3 separate regions of the Homo sapiens genome follow, and regions 1 and 3 are each linked to region 2. The links are chromatin contacts, found by Hi-C or POLR2A ChIA-PET in ENCODE. All regions are on one chromosome and are shown on one strand. Each heading gives the region's core, a stretch centred on a gene start or an enhancer-like site at or near the end of the contact. The rest is flanking DNA. Distances are from core to core; before and after follow the strand shown.

Region 1 (3,178 bases), core at 549-3,048, 850 kb before region 2:
GGCTTTATGCCTGAAATAAGTAATCAATTAGCCTATATATATAAATATATAACCAACCATTACAATTATCTAAGAATGTCAGGGAGTTGTGAAGTGGAAACAAATTAAAGAGTTGCAAAATTAAAAGAGCTCGTCTTCCAACAGAAGTGTGCTGACATATATTAAAGAATAAATGAATTAAAGTCACCAAAGAGGAACAGGAGTTAAAAAGAAGACCATTGTTTAGATGGAGTCAGGCTGGTGCACTGCCAAGGAAAGCAAACAGGATTTCTGAAGGCTTGGTATGAATTTCAGCTTGCATCATTCCGCTGGAGGGGGTGATTTCCCCAATATCATGTTAGATCCATAGCTTGTTCTTGACAGAGTGGCAGTACCTTTCCTCCACTGCACTCTCACCACTAGCATAGATGTAAAACACAGTAAGTACTCAGAAACTACTTGAAGAGTGCAGTTATCAGTAGAGATGATCGAAACATTTGTTTTTCTAGGGAATATCTTTGCCTTTCTTCTTCCAGAATCCTCTGGTTATAATGTGCTCACTGCTAGGTCACCAGTCATAAAACATTATGTAGAGGTTACTGGTCATTATCCTAATATATTTATCAAAAAATCTGGAGTATATGAAACTGCCTTTCATTGTAACATTAGACAAAAACATTTATTCTATCAAATACAGACTTAAAACTGCCACCAAATTGGAAGAATATGATCTTAAATTTAAAAAAAACCCATATACTTAAACACAATAATCTATCTTTATCTACCTTCCTAAACATTAATGCATGAGACTTCTCTTAATATCATGAATATGCACTATGATTTTTATGTTACATCTTTTTCTTGTTTCCATTTATGCTAGTGAAATTTATTAGTATCCTTCATTGAAACACTATTATTTTCCATGGAGGAAAATATTTTATTTCCTTTATGAAAAGGGTGCTTTACTTCTGAAATACAGAATTCATTTTGTTTCGGATTCTGTTTGTTTGTTTTCACATCAACTTCATTCTAAATGTTCATTCAAAATTATTTTTCAGACTTGAGTTCAGGTGAAAATGTTAATGGAATTAAAAAGTAGTTAGTCAAATGAAATTTCAATATATAAGTCAAATTTGAAGAAAACTGAATTAATAAAGGATTCTAAGTTTATAAAGAAATCAAAATTATGCTTTCAAAAATATTATGTAACTGGAGAAAGTAATTTTATTTTGAGATCTCTCATGATTCTTTAATATATATTTTTTCTTATTAGTATGCAACCTTTTGGTAACATATATAGGAGACAGTTAATTTTGGTAAGACTACATAATTCATACATTCTTCATCTTGACATACATGATCAAATACTTTATAACGTCCACTAGCCTTGCTCTTGTCCACTGCAATGGAAAAAAAAAATGTGTCTCATCTACTCTTCTCTATTTATAGTTTTTAGATAGTAATGGATTGATCTTACAAAATTGGGTTTACACCTGCTGATGTCTTGGAGCTCCCTCTTAATCCTGTCATATATAGAGATAAGTTATGCACTGTTGACAGATTCAGGACACTGTATCACAGAAAAATAACAAGAAAATATATTACCGACTCTGGTCCAGATGAGATGTGTAACTGGCAAGTTGGAGTCAAGGACGTATTTTTTTCTAAAAACCCGCTAATATTAAAAATATATTCAGATGAGCCTTCTGGAAAAGAAAATTAACATTAAACAATAATAAGGAAACCAAACTTGAGAGATAATGCCCAGGTCCCATTTTCATGGATATTTTATGTAATAAGCGTATTGTTGACTAGAAAAAGTTATCTGTTATAAACAACATGGAGCATTTTTGTCAAAGTTTGGATAAGTAGGAGTTGGAAGATGGAAATATATTGATTATCTGCTGGATGATGATTACATCAAATTAAGTAAACATAAATATTATTATTACTAGAAATTCAGTGTGGAAACATCTACTTTACCCTCTTCAGAGATGTGAATTTTTGAAGTGAGAAATTGCTATCAATTGTGCTTGTCACTGAATTATATATATATGTATATTTATGTATACATGTTTTTATATATATGTGTTTATATGTATATATTTGTTTTATATATGTGTATATATGTTTTTATATATAAAAGAATATACATATTCTGTATATATGAGTATATACAAGAATATGATATACTAATGATATATTCTTTTACATATAAAAAAGAATATGATATATTAAGCAAATGTAAGAACCTAACCTATATGTATATGTATATGTATCTTCTTACATTTGCTTAATATATTCTTTTAGAGTATGAAAAATGTTATATTCTTTTGAGCAAAGGAAAGAGAGGGAGATGATGAACTGTATTAACAAGTACTGTCACTCAAGTTTTCACCAATCCAGGCATAGCTAATGCTTGGAGTTTGTTGCTTATAATTGTTTAAAATATTCCAAGTTGTAGAACTTTATTCTGTTTAGCACTCAAGATATAAAGACATACAAGATGATTATTTAGGCTTCATCCAGTTTAGCCTTTAGATTAATGGGGTCATTCACTGGACTATTATTAAAATTTGCTAAGGCTTTAAAAATTTTGCAGATAATTACAGAAAAACAAAACGAAGAAACCCAAAACATTTTTTCTTCCATCTTAAATATCTTTGTTAGTTACAAAGAGTTAATGATACATTTATTATACTGCTATGCACTGAAAATTTTGTTATCAGTCTTTGAAATGTGCTGTTACAGAGTGCTTATTTGTTTCTTCTAAGAAAATGGCCTAGGCACTTAGCAGAATAGTAATTCTTAATTGTTCTACAGTGCAGGTAAAAATGCTGTTAGTGTGAGGAAATATACCTTTTTGTTCAATTTTTTATGTTCCCGTTTTGCTAATACCTCACCCTGTTCTTTAATATTCTCTGAGAGTCTGAGGAAGTGGCTGCTATACCAAGTGCATATTCAATTAGACATTCTGTCACATAAAGTGAGAATGTAAATTTTAACAATAATTTAGATATCTAAAATAATTCACAAGTACACAGGATCGTTAGTTCATTATTCATGAATAAAGTGATTTAGAGCTGAAGCTGAGATGAAAGTCTTCCTGGTAAAGAGGTTGAGTGAAAAAAAGACTTGGGATCATGGAGTAATTTCATAAAGTGCTATTTCTACAATCAGGAAGTGACATTCATTACTT
Region 2 (2,999 bases), core at 404-2,903:
TAGGCAGTTTCCTTTAGCTTTTAGAATATCCACTATTCAGTCCAATCCTGTGTGTTCTTTAACACTCAATTCAGATGTCAGTTTCCCCAGCTTGTATACTATCTGCCTAACTAAATTAACAGCTGGGTCTTATCCATCTTTGTGCTCATTTGGTTTCTGTTTTGTTATTTGTCAAAAAAAATTTGTGAACTAAAAAGTTTATCCATCTTGGATAGTAAAATTGGCAGGAAATCAGACTTAGGTACAGAAGCTGAAAGTAAGCCTAGTGTGGGAGATAGAGGATAACCAAAAACAAACAAAAAACAACAACAAAAACCATTCTTTTGATTCATGATACTACCATTTGTTCAGTCATCCATCCCTCAGCCTAGAAGCCATGCTATAAAAGCTTATCTTAATTTCACTTCTTGTTTCCAAACAGTTATGATCCTAACCATTCTACTCTGACAGATTTTTAAATCTGTTCCCTTTTTAGCATACCAAACATTATAGCCCCAGTTCATGACCTAATTTGCAATTTCACCAGCAAATTTGTTGCTGATTTTACCTACTGACTTTCAATATATAAAGCGAATATGCTTAGTCCATATTTGGTTTTAATTGTAATACTTACATCTGTTTTTCTACATGTAATACCACCATATCTTTTTCTTAAAAAGTGCATACTAAATTTCAACTCTGTGTCCTATACTATACTAAAGAATACAGGAGAGATGAAAACACGTTTATCTCGCAAAATACCTATTCTTGAAGTGTTTATATCTAAGTAGAAGAAAAAAGCTAACATATGTCAAGGACAACTGGGACATGCTGTAAGCTTTGTAAATATTTGTGGAATGACTGAGTAAAGTTTAGCTTTGTAAGGTAAAGATCATAAGCACGATGGTAATGTAGAAATGAAGGAAATCAATGCTTATTACAGGAAGGAGATGCCAGTAAAAATATAGGTAGACATCAAAGAATTGGGTTAATTTGAGGAAGTACATAGTGGAACATAGTCTTCATTGACAGAAACAGTGGCCTCAGATACTAGGATTTTTGTTTGTTTGTTTGTTTTTTTAAAAAAAGGCTAACATACAGGGGCAGAACCTGGAATTTTCAAAGAAAAATTGCGGGAAAGAAACATATTCTATGAAAATGTTTTGTCATCTTCCAAGTTTACATACCTTGCTTTCTTCCTCATGCCTGTTAGCCTTGACCCGGGAGTTATCCCTAGGTGTTACCTCTTGCACACACACTAGGTGTGAGTACTGCTTGCTCTCATTTCTTGGTATCTGGCCCCATCATATTCTTCATTCATCACTGTTTTCATGGGGTTTTTTTTGGCATGCTTTATATACCTCTTATGGGTGTGCCATAGGTGTTCTGAGACTATAATTTCTAATTCTGATAAAGATCGTATGCTGAAACATGGGCTACAAGCTGGTGGCTCAGTTTGAAAAGCACAATCATTGTACAATCTAACAAGAAATAATCCCAACTAAAAACAAAGCAACAGACCTTTTACTGGCAAGATCAGAAGATGACATCTGTTAAGCTCACCTGGCAGAAGTGGTGCTTTTGGTCCACAAGGGAGCTGATGAAAAGGGAAGTGGAAAACACACATAGAGAACATGGGCCTTCGTGGAGAGATGTCAGTAATTAGGGGAATTTGCTTATGTGCTGCAGATGGCAGACACCAGAACCACATAATGTGTATGAATTTATACGTGTGGTTGGTTTCTTAGTAGAGAAACTATCACTAGTTTTATTTTATGAGTGTGGCTGTAGCTCCAATTCAGTGGTAATGGTCTGTATTCTGATATGAGTAAGAATAGGCGTCTATGTTTATGAACAGGATATGCCCTTTTAAAAAGTAGAACTGAACTGTCTTTGACACGGCATTTCTAAATGTTCATTTACAGAAGGGGGAGTTTACAAATGGTTATTTTGCTGATACATCATTTAACACTTGGGTGGACATAAGTAGCAAAATTGCCCAATTTTAGTTTTCGGTTAAAAACCAAGTCTGCTGGATGTGCTTTTGTATAACAGCTAGGTTTAATCCTCTGAAATAGTTAAGACAGTCTAGAAGGGTGAAGAGACAACAGTGGACAGTGAGGGAAAGTAGAGAAAATGTCAGCAACATCATTGATATTATTCTTATCTTTTTTTTTCCGAGCCAAAGGCTTTGAGAGAACTTTATTCTGTACCCGAAATTTGTGCTTTATCATATGCCTTTATTCTCCTATTACTCCTATTTTATTTTAAAGTTATTGATTAAACACAGGCTGTAGAGAAACCTGGACAATACTTTTATTCTAAAATTAAATTGCTATTGTTTGCTCTCTTGCTCTATTTCGTAATACGTCATTTGTGTAATTGAAGAAGAAGACAAAGATGTCTTGGAACCATGATATTGTTGGAGACACTCACGTTAGGGAATTTGAGGTAATCATCAGATTCATTAGATCTAAACTGGACATTCAAATGAGAGAATAGAAGGGAAAAAAGGCCAGTGGGTAGAGAGATAAAAAATAATATAGCCCTTATATTTTCAGAGTATACATTACAGAAGAGTTAAAAAACCATTCAAAGCCAGAGGCTGCATGCAGAACTTAGCAGGCTGTTCAAATGGAGAAAGATAGATTTGTACATTGGTATCAACTCTGGCCACAGTCTGACTCTAGTGCTTATGACTGATATTCCTTAGCCTCTAGGGCAACATTCAAGCACATGGGCAGAAAGAAAACAGAAATGGTTGAGCTCAGAAGAGAGCATTTATGAGAGCATTGCAAACAGTTCATTTTAAGGGTTTTCAAAATATGGTTGTAATATTGCTCAGTGACTTCATTCTGAAGTCTCTTAAAAGCACTCTCCTCAAAAATTGTAAGCTCATAAACACAGTTCTTTTGCTTCTTTCATTTTCAGTTCTACACTGTTCATTTCAGCAGTGAAAAATGGGAGTGAAAAAGATTGACCTGTGTGGTCAACTTAGACCTTAAATCTTAATTTGGCAT
Region 3 (3,242 bases), core at 150-2,649, 520 kb before region 2:
TTTAGATTTCAGATATTTATAATGTACTACTAATAGCATATTGTAAATAACAAGTTTCTAGATGGATTTCCAGAAACATCACTAAAATATAAAATATTTCCAGAAGCAAATCAAAATTCTTAAAAAGAAAATAAAATGTAAAAAGAAAATAAAATGGGATTGATTATTTTAACTATTTTGTTTCCAAGTATCAAATTGTTAAATATGATATTTAAACTGATATCCTCCCTTCTATTTTCTTTCTGTATTCCTTATGAATTATGTTTTAGATTTCAGTTATTTATAATGTACTACTAATAGTATATTGTAAATAACAAGTTGCTAGATGGATTTCCAGAAGCATCACTAAAATATTTGTATTGTGCAATCTTAAAACTACTGCTCTACTTAGAATTTAAAAATTTAAGAAAAAACATCAACCAAAGAAGTTTGATTTTTACTGCAAAGAAGTTTTAATAAGATTATTAACATTGTATTGGGCATTTGAAATCAGATATATGAGTAGATTGGTCACTATAATCAGGTGGATAAGTCAGTAATCAGTTGCTGAACATACTTCTTCCTTCATATTCTCAGGAGACCTTATCTACTGCAGCCTCATTACTCAGACAGTGCAGTGATTCATTATAAGGTCAATGATGACAAAAAAGGAAACTCACAGTAAAAAAAAAGGCAAAGAAATAAAGATCTCACCATATACTGTGAGTAGTCAGAACAGCTCTTGCTTCTGCAAGTGAATGAGAGCTGTTGCTGGGGCATTTAGAAAAAATAAATGGCCTCACATTTCCACGGCATTTCACCAGGCTGGAAGATACCTTTTCCTCCACTGTTCGTCTTCCATACCTCAAGCCCCAGCAGGTTATGATTCACTTGACCATGTGGTGGTGTGTTATCACTTTCAACTCCGAGAAAAGCTAGAGAGAAAAAGAGAAAGATTTTAGGCATTCGTTTAGCTCCAAACATTGGAAAGACTTAAATCTTTACCACTTTGAGGTGGTGTAGCTTAGAATTCGCCAGCAGTTAATAAGCTTATTTCAGTGTCATGCAAAGCAATGGCACCTTAAATAGTGTCATCCTTGACTCTGCTGTTAACTTGTTATACTTCACTAGTTTTGGCCACTTGTACATGCGCTAGTCCTAGCTAAAAATAAGCTAAAACACACACACACAGGCACACACCCCAAATCAGCTTCTTTGATGATTTAATGGGTGGAGTTAAGTTGAGAACAGAAGATATAGAGAATTAAGAGATCGGGGAAGGAGGCTGAGCAGGCAGAAGCAGTAACAGAAAAAAAAAATGTTTAAAAAGTCTTTCAGGGAAGATGCAGCAGGATTCACGTGATGTAAAACTGGAGAAGAAAATTAAAACCTGCGAAAGATTAAGCAAACCTCTTCTTTGCTTGTTCTACCAAACACACACAAACACACACACACAAACATAACTTAAGTGGAGGGATAAACCACATTAAACTGTATCTGGTTTCAAATGTTCCAAGGCCTATTTTAGCAGTTGTTTTTCTGTAAGTCATTCTGACTTGGAGCACTGGTCCTCCCCAAGGATATAAAATGTAGTGAAACTTATTATCAAGTCTGATGAAACCTAATGGTGTTTTACCTCTTTTTGGATGACTAGTGCATGCACAAAATAAGCCTTTGAGACAAATTCTATGATTTAGTCAATACTTATTGAGCACTGTTCTAAGGCTAGGGATACATTTATATATTTGACAGTGAAACAAACATGACCTTGTCTACATGGTGCTTATAAACTAGTGGAAGAGTATTCGATTTTCCATTGCATTGGCCATTTAATATATTTTTGTTATTATTATCATTTCTTTAATTTCGGTTAATTTTCTCATCATCTGTGATAATTTAGGCTTTGCTTTTTGTTGTTGTTGTTGTGTTTTATTGTTTTGTTTTTTGCAATGGAGAAAGTATATGCAAATAAGCAAGGGATTTGATCCTGACAATTGTACTTACAAAATATGACTTGGAGGAGGCTAGTTTTTATATGTCTTGAAGTCTATTTTATCCTTTGCAAAAAGAAGACACTAATTCTTAAGTCATAATTTGATGAATATGATATAAAACATAAAACTCTTAATGTAGTCACCAGAAAACAATAAATGCTTTAAAAATGTTCGTTCTGATCTTTTCCTCCTCTTGGATATCAACATAGAATTTCAACAGATAGGAAAAGTCATAGATTGCAAAGTACAAAGTATCATCATTTTATATACCATTAAGAAAATAATTCTAACAATTAAATTACAACATCATACTTACTTAGCACATTGATTATGTGGCATGTCCTGAACCTAGAATGTATAGATACATGTTTAAGAAAACATTGTGAATAAACAAATGAGTGTTTAAATTGTGTTTGTAAAATACAATGATTTTGGCATTTTAAATCTGAAGATAACTCATGTTAATGCTGTAGAGAAAAGATAAAATTGATTGCTATATGTATATACATTCATGAAAGTTTTGAGGAAGGACATAAAAATAAAAAGTAAATTAACCAATAAATGATCATGACTAAATATTACCCTTAAGAATTGTTTATTCTATAGTTTAAGCAATAGACTGGAACAGACACATAAATAATCTTTAAAAGCTAAAGGTACCTCTTAACCTAAAATAAATGTGTTTTTATATCAACTTGGGAAATTCAAAGAGATATAAACATTACTTACAAATTAAACATATCTCAAAGTAATAGTGTTTCTGATTATTGTATTCATTATTTCCACTCAACACAAAAAATTCAAACAACCAAAATCTAACAAAAGCAAGGTTTTACTAGTACAATCGGGGGACTGGTTTTGGGAACCCAGAAGATACCAAAATCTTCAGATGTTTAAGTACCTGATAGAAAATGGCATTGTTCTTGCATATAACCTAGGCATATCCTCCCATATTTTAAAAATCATCTCTAGATTTCTTATACCCAGTAAAATTTAAATGCTATGTAAATAGTTGTTACACTGTATTTTTCTCTTTAATGCCATTTTTTAAGAAGCATTTTTATTTTGTGAATTTTCAACCTGCAGTCTGTTGAATCTGAGGATGCAGAACCCTGGAACACAGAGGGCCGATTGGACTGTAGATTTCTTTGATGTGCAGGCTCTGAAAGAGTAAGCATTAGGCTAATAATGCACATCATAATAAACAGGTAATCCTTGTAAGTGGTGATGCTTTACACTCACAGATATGCCCAGGAGTGTAGGATGTTG

Evidence for each region. A loop is a pair of places that touch in the nucleus more often than their neighbours do. ChIA-PET counts read pairs that join two places held with the same protein, here RNA polymerase II (POLR2A). Pooled maps may share reads with other maps.
Region 1: a map with no recorded cell type shows a loop between it and region 2 (4-fold over the local background). The contact joins the promoter of PCDH9-AS4 here to the enhancer-like site in region 2. A Hi-C loop is called at or near these places in 1 of 168 maps with a recorded cell type or tissue (OCI-LY7), 14 of 37 single-sample maps with no recorded cell type and 5 of 50 pooled maps.
Region 3: a map of OCI-LY7 shows a loop between it and region 2 (10-fold over the local background). The contact joins two enhancer-like sites. A Hi-C loop is called at or near these places in 1 of 168 maps with a recorded cell type or tissue (OCI-LY7), 6 of 37 single-sample maps with no recorded cell type and 4 of 50 pooled maps. POLR2A ChIA-PET finds 5 or more read pairs at or near these places in 1 of 52 experiments (OCI-LY7).

Annotation. Positions count from the first base shown.
Region 1 is chr13:66,989,506-66,992,683 of GRCh38, reverse strand. It overlaps PCDH9-AS4 (PCDH9 antisense RNA 4), which reads right to left and starts at 1,798. Exons shown (of 3, transcript NR_046637.1): 1 at 1,585-1,798. The region is part of intron 2 of PCDH9 (protocadherin 9); the gene reads left to right.
Region 2 is chr13:66,137,310-66,140,308 of GRCh38, reverse strand. No RefSeq gene overlaps it. Among named protein-coding and RNA genes, the nearest start is that of MIR4704, 79 kb to the left of the region's middle. Within about 2 kb of position 1,653, at least 2 of the 41 ENCODE cell types and tissues checked have a DNase peak (open chromatin) inside an H3K27ac peak, as active enhancers do; they include OCI-LY7, where a contact is called at or near this core.
Region 3 is chr13:66,657,733-66,660,974 of GRCh38, reverse strand. The region is part of intron 3 of PCDH9 (protocadherin 9); the gene reads left to right. It overlaps LOC105370247 (a long non-coding RNA gene), which reads right to left. Exons shown (of 3, transcript XR_007063818.1): 3 at 830-914. Among named protein-coding and RNA genes, the nearest start is that of PCDH9-AS2, 170 kb to the left of the region's middle. Within about 2 kb of position 1,399, at least 4 of the 41 ENCODE cell types and tissues checked have a DNase peak (open chromatin) inside an H3K27ac peak, as active enhancers do; they include OCI-LY7, where a contact is called at or near this core.